Linked DNA regions of Mus musculus: region 2 is linked to region 1. Evidence: chromatin loops called from intact Hi-C (ENCODE). Cell type or tissue: heart. All regions are shown on one strand. Links, peaks and the distances in the headings refer to the core of each region. The heading gives the core; the rest is flanking DNA. Region 1 overlaps Antxr1 (anthrax toxin receptor 1). Region 2 overlaps Antxr1 (anthrax toxin receptor 1).

Evidence for each region. Peaks named below come from ENCODE experiments on the same cell type or tissue, not always from the same donor. Only the 100,000 strongest peaks of a DNase experiment are listed, where the experiment ranks them.
Region 2: it touches region 1 in a loop (2.3-fold over the local background); 2 of 42 quality-filtered maps call a loop at or near these places.

The regions. Positions count from the first base shown.
Region 1 is chr6:87,202,790-87,211,682 of GRCm38, forward strand. It overlaps Antxr1 (anthrax toxin receptor 1), which reads right to left. Exons shown (of 18, transcript NM_054041.2): 14 at 1,620-1,661. Among named protein-coding and RNA genes, the nearest start is that of Gm38851, 16 kb to the right of the region's middle. In heart, for the core only: no CTCF peak of the experiment used is centred there; a DNase peak (open chromatin) is centred at 5,032.
Region 2 is chr6:87,149,367-87,158,259 of GRCm38, forward strand. The region is part of intron 17 of Antxr1 (anthrax toxin receptor 1); the gene reads right to left. Among named protein-coding and RNA genes, the nearest start is that of D6Ertd527e, 49 kb to the left of the region's middle. In heart, for the core only: no CTCF peak of the experiment used is centred there; a DNase peak (open chromatin) is centred at 3,355; H3K27ac peaks cover 1,070 bases.

The DNA of each region.
Region 1 (8,893 bases), core at 488-8,487:
AGCCACTCAACAACGCTGAGGGCGGTAGGCATTTCACCCCTGAGCTAACAGAGGGGCTAGGTCATGGAGCTACAATCTCTGTTTTGGGATTCTAAGAGACAGCTGCACACAACACAGGGATACTCAGACAGAACCGTGGGACCAGCTTCCGTTCCTGCCCTTGGAAGGTTAAAGACAGACTCGACATGGGGAGAGGGGGGCAGAGAGAGGGAGGAGTTCTTTTCTCCATCCTCTCTGCACAGCAATGAGAGAGAGAGAGAGAGAGAGAGAGAGAGAGAGAGAGAGAGAGAGAGAGAAAGAGAGAGGGAGAGAAAGAGAGAGAGAGAGAGAGAGAGAGAGAGAGTTCTTTTCTCTAATCCTCTCTGCACAGCAATGTAATTTTCTCCTTTGATTTCTGGGCAGAGAGTTAACATTCCTGTGAGATGCGCTTTAATTGATTGCTGCTATTAAGTCTCTTGGGGTTCACACAGTGTTCAGCACATAAGAAACTTATGGAATTTTAACTTAATCATCTTTCTTTCTGTGTAGGGAGGCTGAGCTGGGACAGGACTGAGCAGTGGTATCCGAGGTGCATACAAAAAGACTTTAGGGACCCAGTTGAGAACTGGAAACCTTGTCAACATACCTGTTGGGCCCACTAAGTTTTCAGATTGAGGCCATCTACACTGGCAGGTGTTACTTCTAAGGGTCCCAAGTTGCCCCAAGTTATGTAAGCCATTTGCCAGGAATTCTAACCCAGCAATCAGCTGCTAACACCCTGGCTAGGTTAGTAGAGCTGCCCTGCACCACAGCGGTTTCCTGGCCCTGTTAGTGGGAGAGTTTGTAGACAGAGAGGATTTGAGAGCGAGGCCAGGATATTAGCATACCCCTCTCTGGAGTGGATTCATGACCACCTGGCAGATTTTACATAATACTGTTTTAAATTAAAGAAAAATGGGTTCCTTGGCATCAGTGTTAGAAGCAGTGATTGTCTGCAGAGTGTGGCAAATTTACCATAACCTGTACATGGGAAGCACAGCTGCGGTGAGACAAAAATCCTAAAATGTCTCAGAGGAAAAATTAGACCCTTCCAACCGCAGATCACTGTAGTGATAAAAACATTTATTCTGAGTGTGGTGAGTGAGACATGTTTGTGATTTGGGCACTGGGCTGGTAGGTTCAGGCAGGAGTGATATATATGTTAAAAGCCAACCTTTGCCTCAGGAGACCCTGTCCCCCCCCCCCGCCCCCCAAAAAGGGCGAGGGATTGGGATGCAGCTCAGGTGGAGAGCTTATGTAGCATTGTGTGACATCCTGGGTCCCAGCATATCAAAATGACAATAACCAAAAACTCATCCCCTTAAAAAACTCCCAGAAAATCTTTCAAAATCCTTGAAAGAAAAACAAACAAAGACAGCAGACAACGTACACATTTGAAAATGGGTTTTTGTGGAAAGAAATCAGCTAGCTCTGGCTGCCAGAGTTGCTCAGCTCCTGTTTATCCTACTCAGGAAAGGTCCAGAGGCTCCTCTTCTCGTGCAACAGGGGCCCAGCCCTGCTCAGCAAGGGGCTAAATAAGCAGTCAGTGCTGCCCCACTCTGCCACCCTCCCACCAGATGCACCCAGCTTGGGACACTTACCTCACTCTCCTCAACAGGGGGTGGAGGGACCTCCTTGATGATCTGTAAATGAAAAGAACAGGTCAGTGGGAGTCGCTAGTCTCCTGCTTTCTAAGATGTCTGCCATGTCTGTAATCCCATAGGAACAGCCCAGAGCAGGGGACTTCATCTATGAAGTCTGGCTGGTCAGAGTAGCCCAATGAGAGCAGGGCCTGGGTGTTCTCTGCGTTGTAGTCTCGTGTAGAGCAACGTGTTCCCCAGCTGGTTTGTCCCACCAGGGCAGCTACGCTCATTAGTTTGTTCACCTGGTCACTCAGGAAGCCACTCCCGTTTCCACCCAACAGTCTGTTCTACACATTAACAAAGAACGGTGATGCACGCGTGAGTTAAAGGTGCTGCAGATACCAGCTAGGTACAGACCAGGCTTACATGGCTGGAGCTCCTGTCACTGACCTCACTGGGTCCATAGAGAGAGAGGACATGAGTCAAGCTGAGACACCCCTGAGAGAAGGCAGCAGAGGAGGGCTGCCCAGGGATCGCTTCCAGGCACAGACAATTCGGATGCAAATGTATGTCAGTAACTATGTACAAGGCTGTTCTTCAACTGTCCATCTGTCCAATTCGTGGAGAAAGACACACAGACAGCATTCCAGTCACTGTGAGTCCCTTTCTTAACATGGTGATTGGCCCGATAAGTCTACTTATAAAAGGCACGTCAGCAGTTAGCGGGACTTTAGGTCCTTCCCAAGGCTTTGGCTATGAACTACTGTGATCCTGTACTATCAGGAACTAGCTACCCTCACCCACACTGACTGTTAGAATTCTGGGACCCCACATTCCCTTTAGGTGGCATCTGGCGCTTACAAAGTTTGTCCTGTAACCTTTGCCATCTCAGCAGCAGGATTGCCCCATTTTTGCAGATGGGAGTTCAGGCAGCTTTTAGCCTCTTGACCAAGGACTCCCTTAGGAGCATCAAGCATCTCCTCGCCATCCTACTAAGTGTCTTTCTCCTCCTTTTGATTAATATGGAGCGCTCTCTAGGGCTCTGGTCCCCAACTCTGTCTCCATCACGCACGGTCTAGAACATTATCTCCACTGATTAGACGGGCTCCCCACAGCAGCAGTGGACTGAGGAGCTCCAAGCATCGGAGGATGGTACTGGACGATACTCATTAACTGAGGAGGCAGAGACGAAGGCCTCCTGGGGTTTAGGACTTCTGTTTCATCTGCTTCCACTTCCTGTTGCTGTGGGAAGCTGTGACTTTGCTCACCCACTCAATTCCCTTCTGAGACTCCCTCAGGGGAACCTCTGGGGAAGACTGTTACTGCCCATTGCTAACCTGCCATCCTTTCAGAGACAGCAGATTATTTTAAAACAGGAAATGGCTGGAAGCTGGAGGAAGGGATGACGAGGTGGGGTAGCAACTTCAATGGGAGGAGAAGGGGGCATTGGCAGGATGTTTGCAAAGAGGCAGATGCTGTGGAGAAGACAATGTCCCCAGCTCTGAACAGGCTCAAGGCTGCTCCTTCACATCATGGAAGCCTAGCGCAGGTGTCAGACCGGCCTTCTCACAATGGTGAGGATTCGAGAAGCCTCTGGGTCTCCTGCAGCCTCATCAATGAAGCAGAACAAACCCATAACCCTTGCAGGAGTTGAGTCACCCTGAGCAGCAGTGTGCGGTGCCAGTGCTATAGAGATAGTGCGCAGATGAAGGCACCCTCCCCTTGTCCGCATCATTAATAGCCCTCCACATAAGCCAGGTGACTGTGTGGCTGGCTCTATAACCTCCCGAGACAGGAGCCTGGTGTCTGTCTGGACAGTGGACATGGGATTCAGGGGTGTCAGCAGCCTCGTACGAGGTAGTACACTGCAAGGTGGGGAGAAGGCTCTGCCGGTAAAGTGCTTGCTGTGCAGGCATGAGGACTGAGGGATGGGTTCAGTCCTAGCCTCCCGTGTAAAAGCCAGATGTGGAGTTTTGTGCCTGTAATCCAAGTACTAGGGAGGCGGAGATGGGGCAACCCTTGGGGCTTCCTGGCTAGCCAACCTGGGCTGATCCATGAACTCCAGGGCTGTCTCAAAAATAAAGTGAGGAAGACATTTAACCTCTAACTCTGGTTTCCATATGCACACAGGCATACATGCACAAGCACTCACATGCACACATGCATGCACACACGCACCTGCATGTGCGCGCGTGTGCGCGCGCGCGCACAAACACACACACACACACACACATACACGCGCGCGCGCGCGCGCAGCACTGGGAGACTGCCACTCAGACCGACTCTCATTTATCCTACTTCACATTTATTGAACATCTATCCCATATCCTAAATGGGCCAAATCTGAACAGAGCCCCGAAGACAATGGCATCACACATGACGCACTAATACTGATCACAAGGACCACAATCTGTAGTCCAGAGTCCACAGGAATCCACTGCAAACTAGGCACATCAATTTCTGATAAGCAAACTACCTACCATGTTCAGCTAAACAGAAACTGGGCTCTAACCTGGCCTTGCCTGCTGAGTGGCTGACAGAGACAATGATGAGGGCCCCCAATTGCTTTGAGCTGGTGAGCCCAGCCTGGCCTGGCACAGAAGAGCCAGATGGAATCATTCGTATGCCAACAGCAGTACACGGGCCACCCTGTACAAGGCTCTGAGCACGGGAAAACACACATTCTCTTGTGTGCCCCACAGCCTTCATGAAAACACAGCCCCTGCTATATAACGAAATTGTATTTAACTTAAAAAAAATGAAGTAATGAAATTTGGAGAATAGATGGATCTTGAAAGTTATTATATTATAGGATGTGATCCAGACTCAGGAAAACAGTGCACTTTCTGTCTCACAGGTGGTTTGTAGCTCTTCATGTTTTTATGTATTCACATACTAGTGAGGGTGAATGTGGATATTGGTTATGAAACTAAAGAGGGGTCTGTAAGAGAGGGCAGAGGGGTGGAAGTTGGCGTGATAGGACTCATGGGATGTAAAAGCAGAAAGGAGGTCACTGAGGGTGGAGGGCACAGGGGAGGATAGAGATGGAAAAGGAGCAGAAAGGAGAATCAGAGGAGAGAAACTCTGTAGTTTTGGGGACTACACACACATGTAGGTAAACGCTCTACCACTGGTGTACACTCTAGCCAAGTTCAGGTTCTTGTGTGCACCCAAGGTGGTTGCTGGAGATACAGTGAAGGCAGATCAGACATGCGGCATGGAAAGCTTGGGGCGTGCTGATCACCACAGTCTGGCCATTGTGGCTTGGAGTCAAGTTCAGCTGCGAGGCCTGGAAAGCCCTCTTCATAGCTATGAAGCCAGCTGATGCACGACGTTGATAGTTTGCGTGCTGTTCTCTCTCCTTTGGAAGTGCTCATAAGCGCTTTTATTTCTCGAAGCTCAGCTTGCTCTCGCTGACTCAGCAGCTGTGCTTTGGAACTGAGTGCACTCTGGCCACGTGACCACTGGAGCTATCCGATGTTCCTTCTCACTGGGCAGTGCATTCAAAGTGGAAGTCAAACCTCCGTGCACATGAAGGGCAGGAGGTCACAGCCTAGCTATCATCCACTGAGAGGTTCTCCACTACAACTTCCTATATGTCTGTCCTTTTCTTTTCTTTTCTTTTCTTTTCTTTTCTTTTCTTTTCTTTTCTTTTCTTTTCTTTTCTTTCCTTTCCTTTCCTTTCCTTTCCTTTCCTTTCCTTTCCTTTTCTTTCTTCTTTCTTTCTTTCTCTCTCTCTTTCTTTCTTTCTTTTTTTCTGAGACAGGGTTTCTCTGTGTAGCTCTGGCTGTCCTGGAACTCACTTTGTAGACCAGGCTGGCCTTGAACTCGGAAATACACCTCTGCCTCCCAAGTGCTGGGATTAAAGGCGTGCACCACCACCTCCCGGCTTCCTATATGCTTTTAAAGATTTGTTTTATTTTTATTTTTCGTGTGTATGAATGTTTTGCCTCTGTGTATCTAAATGTATCACAGAAGCGCCTGGTGTCCTTGGGGGTCAGAAGAGGGTGTCTGGTCCCTTGGAACTGGGCTTACAGAAGGTTGTGAGCTTTTATATAGGTTCTGGGAACTGAACCCTGCCCTCTGTAACTACTGGGACACCTTCCCAGACTCATGCTTTTATATCCCTCTCCTTGCCTGTTACTTCTTCCCATGATAGGAGCTGGATATGGCACAAACTCCTGGGAGACAGGTGCTTGTCTCATGGAACAAGACCTGATACTGAACAGACAGGATTTCCTGGCCTCTTTCTCTATAGTCTACTTAGGTCTCGGCATTGTTTGCGTACGAGCTGCACCCCTCACACTCCCACAGGCCCCTCTGCATCCTACACCTGGTCTCTCACTGCCAAGGGATGCCTGCTAACATATGGGCCTCTCTGTGGTCTACACAGGTCCAGGGCAACAGCTAGACTAATGAATCTATTAACAGAACCATGTACTAATTTCAATGAGCTCAGCAGTTACCAAATTTTCCAATATTAGAATCATGTAGAGAGTTTCTTGCTATACAGAACTATGGGTGTACTATCTTCCCAACAGACTGAGACCAGACATTTTTAGAAGGTTCACAAATAATGCCTACATCAAGGGTGTGGTGATGACAGTCTTAGAACCATGAATTAGCTTATCCCTAATCAGTCTGTATCAATCTGCTCTGGGCAGAACTGTGTTTTGTGTTAGGTTAAACATTCCCACAGTGCTGTGCTGTAGAATTTTACAGCTGAACAAAACCCTAGCCCTAAGTCTTTCGTGGCACAGGTTTGCAATTCCAGGGCTTGTGAGACAAGGGAAGAGGGTCTCAGGTTGGAGACCAGAATGAGTTACACACTGACACCCAGTCTTAAAAAAAGATGTTATTGTTTCCTTTATGTTGCTATAATAAAACACTCTGACTAAAAGCAACTTAGAGGAAAGAAAGGATTGATCTGGCTTATACTTTCAAGTCCCAGTCCACCACTGAGGGAAGTCGGGGCAGGAGCTCAGGTAGGAACTTGGAGCAGAAACTGTGAAGGAACTTTGCTTGCTGGCTGTGCTCCCTGTTCAGTTAGCAATCTTACACAGCCCGGGATCACCTGTCTAGGGAATGGTGCCATCCACAGTGGGCTGGGCCCTTCCTCATCCATTAACAATCAAGACCATCCCTTATGGTCAGGCCAATCTGATCCCTCATTCCAGGCTTTCCTCTCAGGTGACTATAGACTGTGTCAAGTTGACAACTAAAGCTAACGAAGGCAAGGAACTACCAATAAATAAACCAAAAACTCAGCAGCCTTGGGATACTCTACGTCAACGGTGACAGTGTCCTTGCCCTGATATCTGGTCGCTCAGGTGCCTCTACTGTCATGGGGTGAGGACATCATACCCTTGGCTCTGAAGGCATGCCTTTGCCTCTTCTCTTGGACTCCGATGCATATTGAACTGTCTCAGCCTGGGACGAGTCCAGCTATGTGGCTTCCTGGGCCTCAGGCGTAGATCTTACCCTTTGTGGTCTACACTATTGGCAGTGACCGCTAAGCTGCATTCACAACTCTCTTTGCCACAGTGGACTCTGAGCTTCTAGAAGATGCAAGCACATGTGGCCAGCCTTTGTCTCTGACCCGTAACTCAGAGCTCGTTGCTCAGTCACTACTTCTGGAAAGAATGAGCATGCGCTCCTCTAAAGGAGAAGGTACAGGAAGCACTTCCTATTGTTCTCAAAGTCCTGCTCCCAAGTAAACACTCAACACGTAATGGTGCCAGCCTCACTTCTGGCCTCTCAGTCCTCCTGCATCATTTTTTGGAGGGCAGTTAAGATATTCAAAGTCTCCCAGAGCAGCCCAGGTCTCTAATGATGGTGGGAAATCTCAGAGCATCGGGGACTGAGGGGTAACTGCTGCTGGTCTAGCCAGCACTCAGGCCCATTCTGTTTCTAAACTCCAGCTTCCAAGTTCGTTTGCTGCCCTGCGGCTTGGCAGTTTGCTTCTCAGCACCGTGCACAAGCCAGTTTCCCGGACAACTTGAGCATTGCACGCACAATCCGTGTCGTTACAACACAGGTCCATCCCATGTATGTTTGATCATGTGTGGGAGGCATGACAGTTTTTTGTTTTTAAATCACAAAACTGAGAAATTGTACTAGCTTGAAAGATGACTTTTCAAAGGCCAAAGAGAAATTAAGTGAACACTTAACTTTAGTTTTGTGTGTGAGGTAGTGGTGGCAGAATTCATAGAATGGTCACCCTCAGATGTAGAGAAATATGGTATGATTCTATTTAGTGTCACTGAGGGGACACAGTTGACTGGCTGGTGGTGAGCTGAGCAGGAAATGCAAATTCCAAACATGCATGCACACATGCAAATTCCACACATTCATGCACACATGCTCATGTGCTTTCTTGCTTCCATTTACATGTGTGCAATCAAGTAAGTCCTGAGTGTGTGTTCTTTTTGTAGGAGAATCATATACAACGCCTAAGAGATAGGCATGAGTCCTGGTTTTATGAACCAGGGACCAAATGGAAGAAGAAAGCCTTCAGCATGGGAGAGAGGAGCTTGGATAACAGTGAAAAAATATGGGGTGCTGGGAGAGGCAGGGGTGCAAAGGGAGCCTGGGAGGCTTCATGGGAGACCTTGCTGAAACCAGGGAGAGAACTGTGGGACTCTAGAGAGAAGACAGTGGGGGTCTGGAGTCCTCTTTTGCTCTACATGAACCATAGTCATGCATGGACAGGGTACAAAGCTGAGGATCTTGCATGACACGGCCTCATCAGAACTCCATAGATGGTTTATTTTTAATGGAGAGAGTAACCAGGCAAGACAACAGCAGATTTTTCTATCTCAGACAGTGCTGAGCAAATACCAGGAGCAGTGGGCTCAAGCCATGATGTCTTTCTTTCTGGCTAGTCTTCACTCTAGGGAGCACTTCTGTGCCTGCCGTCTTCATGCTCCCAGTCACAACATGCATGCTCATTCTTTATATACCAGAGCAAAACCCATGTATTTTTCTGCAGTGTTTTTATTAATAATTTGTGGTATCCAGGCTAGCAAGATGGCTCAGTGGATAAAAGTGCTTGCTGGCAAGCCTGATTACCTGAATCTGATCTCTATGACCCACACTGTGGAAAGAGAGAACTCACTTCTGCAAGTTGTTATCTAACTTACACACACACACACACACACACACACACACACACAAACATACGTAGTGAAAAGTTAAGAGTTCAAGATATTGAAAAGAATGAAAATTTTATTGAGCTCAGCATTGTTTCGATGGGTTTCCATAAGATTTTGTGTTTAATTTGTGAGATTTAT
Region 2 (8,893 bases), core at 201-8,200, 54 kb before region 1:
AAAATATGTATTTTATGTGTATAGGTGCTTTACCTGCATGTATGCCTGCACACCACTTGGGCTGGCTGCAGAGGCCACCAAAGGGAACTGGAATCACAGACAGTTGTGAGCCACACATGTGGGCTTTGGGAATTGAACCCAGGTCTTCTGGAAGAGTAGCCAGAGCTCTTAACCAATAAGACATCTCTCCAGCCCCTTGGATTTTTTTTTAAAAAAAAATGTGTATTCTGGGAACTGAACTCAAGTCCGCAGACTTGTAAGGCAAACACTCTGTTGCCTGAGATATCTCTCCAGCCCTGTTTATAGGTCTTAGTCCTGAAAACGTGTGTGTGCACATGCACACAAATTGCATGAATGTGTATCTGAGTGTGATCAAGGAATCATGAGCAAGAGACAAAAGCGAGACTTACTAAACAGGGATTGGGTCTCTGTTCTGACCGACCAGGGCAGGAAGACAAGAACTCAGACAGATGTGTGGGCTGGGTTTTGGAGGAGGACTAGGTTGGCAACATTTGTTGGAGGAAGGAGCTTGTAACGAATGGTAACCCATCATGGTGCACCCTAAACACTGTTTAAGTTTGCTCTTCTAAAACCCAGCTGCTGGCATCGACCATCGGCCCCTCACTGGAGACAGGGAGTTCACTGGGCACTCTGTGGGTCCTGCCAGCTGCACAGGGATTACCTTGCCAGAAAGCCTGGTTTTAATTGTTGTTTTGGAGAGGTCTCAGCAATGCCATTGCTTTAGCGCACTTCTCTGTGACTTGAGAAAAGCCCGTGGCACAGTGTGCCGTGTGGATGCCTGAGCCGGGGTGAGTGGTTTTTGCTTGGTCTTCCTTCTCTCATCTTCTGCCCTCTGTCTCAGACATTTCTCCTGGCTTCCTCTGGGGTCCAGTTGAGGACCTCTAACTTAGACCCCTCATTAGTGCAGTGTTTCTATATATTATTTTATTTGTGTTGAGGTATTGCCTTAAAAAGTTAGTGCCAGAGACAAACTCAAATTGCTTTGCCAAGAGCATTATTTAGCTTGGACATGAAAATGTAGAATTACAAAATTATGGTTCATCCCGTGCATAGCTCAAATCTGCTTCTGCTCTCATGTGTAGTCTCACATCTGAAAGGGCAGTGATTTCCTCCTCCTCCTCCTCTCCCTCCTCGTCCTCCTCCCCCTCCTTCTCACAATGTGAGGAATGTTGTCTTTAGGATAACTTCTTTCTCTATGCCTATAGACATTTAAAGTGTGTTTCCCTAAAGTAGAGATAATAACAATTTAACCACGCCCTCACTTCTGTCTGTGTGACTTGCATACAGTTGCCAGTGAGCAGCTTCCGTACAGACTCTGTGTCTTCCCCTCAGATTCGCACAATGAAGGACAAAGGCCCTAACAGGTTGGCATTTGGCGAGGGAGCTCCTGGAAGTCAACTATCTACTGTTTCTTGTCCCTTTTCTCTTCAACAGTGGAGACTGAGTTGCCCCGGGCACATGACCACGTTTCCCAGCCTGCCTCAGACAAGGTGGATCAGGGGGGAGAAAATGGCGACCAGACTCATGGCCTCCTTTGCAGCAATGGAAATGAAACAGAAGAGATATGTGCAGGTCTAGCTTGTGTCTTAAAAATGAAGAGCAGAAAAAGAAACAAAACCAAAACCAAACAACAACAACCATAACAACAACAACAACAACCATAACCACAACAACAACCACCACCACCACAACAAAGTGAAGCGCGTGACCTCTCCTTCCGGTCTTGGGATAAGGACCACTCCTAGGGGTTGGTGGGATGATAAGGCTGAAGGCCTCTGGGCCTTTGCCCACATGGGGAGACCATACTGAACACCTTGTTTGGATTTATTGAGTTTTTGCTGGATCAGCTGATGGGTGATCCAAAATTATATAATTCAAGAAAGGCAATCCTAAAGAAAAAGTTTAATTGCAAAGGAGAGGCCACAGGACTAAGTATCTAGAGGCTACGGCAGGCTCTCGCGGTGACATCCCGGGGTTAGGCAGAGCTTTGGGGGTGCCTCTTAATTTCCGCTAGGTAACTGGATGTCCTGCTGTTCTCAGGTGAGGCTCACCGTGACCCTGCCTGCCTCCTAAACTGAAACCAAAGGCGGACAGTTCTCCGGAGCCCTGGAGGCTCTCAGATGACATCTGCAGTTGTACGGTCAGAGAAATGGAAAATTTATAGCCCCGAGAATCTGGGATTCATTTAGGAGCATTAATTTAAGTGATCCAACCTCAAAATTGTTTTCAGGCCTCCACTAGGCTCCAATATCCTTCCTCATTATGAAACCCTGTACAGCCAGGCCTGCAGTGCCCTGGTACCGACCAGCCTCATTTCTGTGGTTCAGGAGAGACCTCATCAGCTCTAAGATACGCGGGCTGGGCCAGGCTGATGTTCTGTATGATCTGGGGAGAAATCACTCATAACACTCCTAGTTAGATTTCAGAAAGAATCTTTAAAAGAAAGACCTGCCTTAAACCTATTAGAGAGGGTAGGGTATAAATAGTCTTGATAATTCCTAAATTAAAAACAACCTGGGTGGCAGTGGGTGGGTAGTGGAGCTGAAGCCATGGGCATGTTGGGCGAGGCTGCTGCTGCTGCTGAGCTGGGTGCCCAGCCCTAACAAAGCCTATTTGTTCCTAAGGACTGGACTTAGGAAGAATCTCGGCTGGTGTCTCCTGCATCAAAGAAATGCCGCTGGTCTGTATTCTGACCCAGGCTCACCTCAGGCTCAGCTGTACCTGGTTTCATAATAAGGAAGGACACTGGAGCCTACTGGAGGCCTGAACACAATTTTGAGACGGGATACTTTAAATGAATGTGCCTAAATGGGTGGCATCGCCTGGTCCCTCCTGATTGTACAATGCCTTACCAGCAGGGCAAACGCCATTTTGGGTGCCTAACCAGGCTCTGGCTACTCTACTCACTTCTCTGCTTTCCCATGTTTTCTGCTCACTGCTGTGACTCCCACACTTTCCTCTTCCAATGAACTGAGGAGAGCTGTGGGACAAGAGTGGCCTGTGTGTACTCCTGCCTTGATGGTCAACTCCGCAGCCTTCAAGTGATCGGCCTTCCACGGGTCTCTGACTCACAATGGCTAGCGATAGAGCTGGGCCTCATAGGGCCTTTCTCGGAGACCAGCCCTGGAGTGAATTCAGTCATGAACTCAAATAACCCTGAGACTCCTGGGAGAGGAAAGGTGACCTCATGCTTACTAAGACCCAGGTTGCTCAGCCCTGGAGGACCCCGCTGTGAACGGCAGCGGTTTGGCTCAGTGTCCCCTCTGAGGCTGTGGTCGCTGACCCCTCCCATTTAACTAAGGAAGAGGTTCCCGAGGCTGACAGATGTGGCTGACAGATGTGGCTGGGTAGGAGGCAGAGGAACGCAGCTGTGAGAAGTGATGGCCCTGGGCCCAGAAGCCTTGTCTTCTTGTGGCTGCAGCCATTTCCACCTGGTGCCTTTGTGTTTTCTAGTGCCCCCCTCTTTCAAAGCTCAGCACTTTGTTGTAGTATATGGTCTGGAAGAAGCTTCTGGAACAGTACCAGGCACCTCCCCGTGTTCCGTTAGTAGGCTGACTGGGGAGCTGAGGAAGGAGGCCGTGGCGCTGCAGAGGGACCTGGGGTTTAACGTCACCTCTGTGTGCCTCTGCTCAGCTCACGCCCCACCTCCGTCCTGTCTCTTCCTATCTCACTGTTTATGAGGAGTGCAGCCTTCTCTGTCACGTGCTCGCAGTATTCTACCCAGGCAGTGGGACCAGCCAAACTGAGGCTGAAACTTCTGAAAGGGTGAGCCATAGCGAACTTCCTCTTTTAAGGTAGCTTTCTGAAGTGTTTGTCACGACGATGAAAGCAGACACGGTTGTGGGTGTGGGGGACCCTCAGACATCTTGTCTTGAGATCTGACACCCTGTTCTGGGCCCTACACAGATGGCGTGTTCAGACTACTCCCAAGTTTCACAGTTAAAAATTGAGGAGTCCTTTAGGTTCTCATACTGAGATGTTCTTAAGATGCCGGCACGTTAGCAAGGGGAAGTCCCTAGATATGGCCACTGAGGAGTGAAGGATTATCAGAGTACTTATCTATACTTTTTAAAGCTGTGCCATGGGCTTTGAGGGCCGTCACATCCAGTGTTGGTAAACGTCTGTGGAAAGGGATTTGAGGACGGGACAGGCAAAGAGATGAAGGTATAGAGAGCACGGAGGGCTGGTTGGGTGGTTCTCACATGGTCTGAGCCATCTTCCTGGCCTGGAAAAGTGATGTTTTTAAAGGTGCCAGCAGCCCCAGGCATATGTTTTGGGGAATTGAGACAGCAGCTGTGTGGGATCGGAGCTAGGTGTTGCATGAGTCTGAGCATTGCCCCACAGCTGTCCAGCACATCCCATAGTCCCGCTTGCCTGTGTAGAGCACCTGAGCTGATGGTGGGGCAGTGGGCACTTGGATGCAGAACAAGCCAGGTTTGCGGTTTCAGGGTACAGCTCTCAAGGGAGGGAGAGTCGTATGACTGCTGCTTCTTTATTAGGCACAACCTGAGTCCAGATGGGATTCAGCAATCTCTGTGTGTGCACAGAGGCCGTGGTCAGTCCCAAGTGACTTCCTCAGTTGTTCTCTACCTTGACTTTTGAGACAGGGCTTCTCACTGAACCTGGAGTTTGCTGACTCAGCGGGGTTGGCTCTCCAGGTGGCCTCAGGGATCTGCCTGTTTCCACATCCCCAGAGCTGGGGTTCTGGGTGCACACTGCCATGCCTGGTAAACAAATCAACAAACACCCATGTTCTGGAAATCAGACCAGGGCAAGTACTTTACCTACTATGCCCAAGGGTGATATTTTTTATGGGAATAAAGGGGCAATCTTGAAAGACTGCAGGCATTGAACAGTGTACCTTCTGAGGAGATCCTAGTTTATTTTAGGATATTAGTTGTACTTACTTTTGGCTTGCTACTGCCAGAGATAACCTGACTGTACTGACACAGACCATCTGTGAAAGATGGCTGACACAGTAGCCTGACCTCATCACCTTCATTGCTACACAGAGACAAAGACCTGGCCGCTCTGTCAAAGCGGACAGCAGCCACAGTGACTGTGGATGGGACAAGGTGGAAGCGAGGACACTCAGTGTTCATGTGTCAGGGTCTAAGCTCACAGGGGCACAGAGTATGGGTTTTGCTCCCTCAATAGCAGCAGCTATGAGTCTGAGTACACCTGCCTGCTCTCAGGCTAAACAACTCATCGAAGATCTTCAGCCCCTTCCTCATAGGTGAAGCCACGGATTTTTAGATGATTTTTACTCATCATTTCAGCTTGGTTATTTTGATTGTAAGAATGCAATGTGTAATGAAAATGTTAGACATTTTTCACTTTAGGAAACTCTTAAATATTAAAGCTTTTTTTTTTCTGTGTCACCGTGTTCACTGTGATGTTTACTAGTCTGTGGCCCCTGTCTAAATCAGTTTGGTCAGTGACTGCCTCTTTGGATCAGCCTAATGGAGATCTTGAATTGTTATGGTGTCTCCCCTGTGTAGTGCTGCTGTCACCTCTGTCTGTGTAATAGTAAAGTGGCATAGGGCAGAACTTGTGGCTCTCCAGGCTGGTAAATTTGTAGGCAGGAGACCCAAACAACAGAGGAACGATGGAGGGGTGTGTGGAGGGGTGCAGGCAGGGGAGCAGCACATTCCTCAGAGGAACCCAATGTCCTTGAACAAGAGGAGCCAGTTCCGAGGAAGACATTGCTCTGTTAATGTTCACGTTGTTGGGTGCACAAGATTGTCTGTGAACATCTTCCCCTGATATCCTTACACAGTTGAAGTGACTCAAGTCCCGGGCTGGTTCACTGCCTACTCAAGCTCTACAGGGACCGGATGCCGGTTCATCACTGCCCCATGTGAAAGACAGCTTTCCTCTCCTCTCTCTTGCCCCTCTTCCAGACATGTTCTTCTGTAACTGGCCTTGAACTCTCTATGTAGCCGAGGATCTTCTGCCTCTACCTCTTGAGAGCTGAGTTCACAGGTGTGCTACAAGCTTTGATTTATGGGGTGCTGGAGATGGAATCAGGACCTCGTGAACACTATGCAGGCACTTTACCAACTGAGTATGTCCCAGCCCCTAGGGAGTCCTTTCCTTGTTTCTTCACGGGGTCTCTAGCAGTGGAATATGCTAATAGAGCTGGGCTTTTAGTCATAAAGGCTTCCTTGGAATCCACAAGCAGACCCCCTTTTCCATTATGTCTGAGCACAGCACCAGCTGTAAAGAGTGATCATGAATGAATGATAAGTTCAACAAAATGCAGCCTTGTGGAAGGTTCTGGACTATGCAAAAGTAGTCTAAGTCTTACTCTTCCAGAGCTCAGTCAGTCTGTCCTACTGAACAAGGACCCTCTGTGTCTATGAAGGACATCACCCTGTTCACAATCTAGATACTTGATCCTGATCCTTGGGAGCTCACTCTACCTATTTCTTCACTGCAATCAACTCTACGGTCATACATCACCCCCTCGGGCTGTTGGAAATCCTGGTCAATCCTAGAGTAGCCTCCTAAATAGTCTCTGGGGAAAAGAACACGCACTAGAGTTGTCTCATTGTAACTCGAGAGCCGTCCACCATTTTTACTTCAGAGAACAAGAAGCCATAACCTTACAGTAAGGACACATGGGGACAGTGATGGCTGTCACACAGAAGTTAACTTCTAGAAAAACAACATCTATTCAAGACCACTGAAGAAACAGTGAACATGGAATCTTGGTCCCATCTGCCAAAAGCATTACCTCATGGTGTTCTGTCACTGGGTGCAGAGCAAGATAATAAACCAAATGAAGACTGAGCTTCATACCAAACTTCTGAGTTCCACCCACATGGAGGTCTCTGCCCCACCCTCTTGGAGGTCTCTCAACAACAAGGGTGAGACCTAGAATAGAGATTGAAAGCAGACATGGTCACTGCAGAGAGCCCTGCGCACCTCCATGTGACCAGTGCCCCACATCCCCTCGCTTGGTCTGGAACATTCTTCCATCCACCAGAGTATAACTCAGACATCAGCTATCTGGATCTAAAGCCACAACTGTAAGCCCACACCTTCTTCCTTCTGTCTCTTTAAATGAGCATGTCTTCCATCAAATAAAAGCAATTAAGCAATTAGGGGCGTCAAAACATTTATGGAGGGAAGGGAAGAGACAGTCCCATGTCCTCTGCTCAGCTGTGTCTAATGCTTGGGAACCCCATATTCACCCCATAGTTCTCTGGGCCCCTCACTTCCAGGTGGTGCAGTGGGAATCAGGATTTTTCCCCCAAGGAAAAAATTTCCTTGACTCCTTGAGGACGCCTCTTTTCTGGTGAACTGATCAATAGCCAGAACTAAGAACTCACTTTTACTTTAGTTGCAGATTCTCATTTTTGCTCCTACATTAAAATTTGAATTGTGAGTGCTGGAGAGATGGCTTACCTAAGATCCCTGGCTGCTCTTCCAGAGGACCCAAGTTCGATTCCCAACACCTGTGTGATAACTCACACCTGTCTGCATTCAGTTCTAGGGCATCCAATGCTCTCTTTTGGCCTCTGTGGGCACCTGGCATGTACATGGTACACAGATATACATGCAGGGAAAATGGCCATGCATATAAAAAATGAGTCATCTGTCACATAGACATGTGGTATTGTTTTATGTGACATTTGACTATATTCCGGGTGCACACAATTGCACAGCTGCTTTTGAAAGGTGTGAGTGTCTCAATGGGAAGTGGCTGTTTTCACTCAGTTCTGGTTCTTTGGTCAGAGGAACCATGAATAGGCCTTGGTCCACAGGCTGCTGTGATGAGCAGGTCTAAACCTCATACTCCTGCAAAGGATGTTTTCAGCCATGTTCTCACTTCTTGGTGGATAAAGAGTTCCCAAGCCTTTTCTGTGACATTCATTTATGTCTGTTCGTTCACATGTGTTAAGTCCATATCCGCAGGTGCTCATGAAGGCCCGAGGTCAATGTGTGCTGTCTTCCCCTTCTCCTGTCCACCTTTTTCTCTCCTCTTTTTTTTTTTTAAAGATTTATTTATTTCAAGTATGAGTACACTGTAGCTGTCTTCAGACACGACAAAAGAGGGCATTGGATTCCATTACAGGTGGTTGTGAGCCACCATGTGGTTGCTGGGAATTGAACTCAGGACCGCTGGATGAGCAGTCAGAGCTCTTATCGTCTGAGCCACCTCTCCAGCCCCAGGGTCTCTCGCTGTATCTGCAGCTGGCTAATTCAGCTGGACTGTCTGGCCACAGAGCCCCAGCACTTCTCTTGTTCCCTCACGACACTGGGAGATCACATTGCTGCCATGCTTTGGCACGGGTGCTAGGGCTCGGGTCCTCACCTTCCCGCATCAAGTGCTTGACTGACAGAGCATTTCACGGCCTTGTTTTAATTCTCTAAGTGATGCTTTATTCAACAGGTCTTCCCTTTACCAAGGCAGGTCTCATGAACTGTGCCTAGCATATACCAAATAAAATCCACACTATATATTAGCAGTGACAGTGGTCTCCCTGTGTGTTGTAGGAGAGGAATCAGCAGTACACAGGGATCATCAGGGGTCACCTGGTCCATTAGCTGTGGCAGACTCCCAGCAATCCCTGTTCAGAAGACAGTGGAGCAATGGGCGCTGCCATTAGCACACAGCAGGAGAGTGACTGCATTGCACACATTCATTCTAAGGTGTACATTTAACTTAAGCCTATTGGAATGCACGTTCTAAAAAGGAAGAAAACATCCATGCTTGTTTTAAGAGCGGTGTCTCTGGGCCTTTGTCATGTCTCCCTGGGTGAACGTGCTTGCTACCAAGGCAGATGGTGAGACGCCATCCCCGGAATCTCTGCAGGGGAAGGAAAGAACCAGATTGTTCTCTGACCTCCACACACTGCTGGGT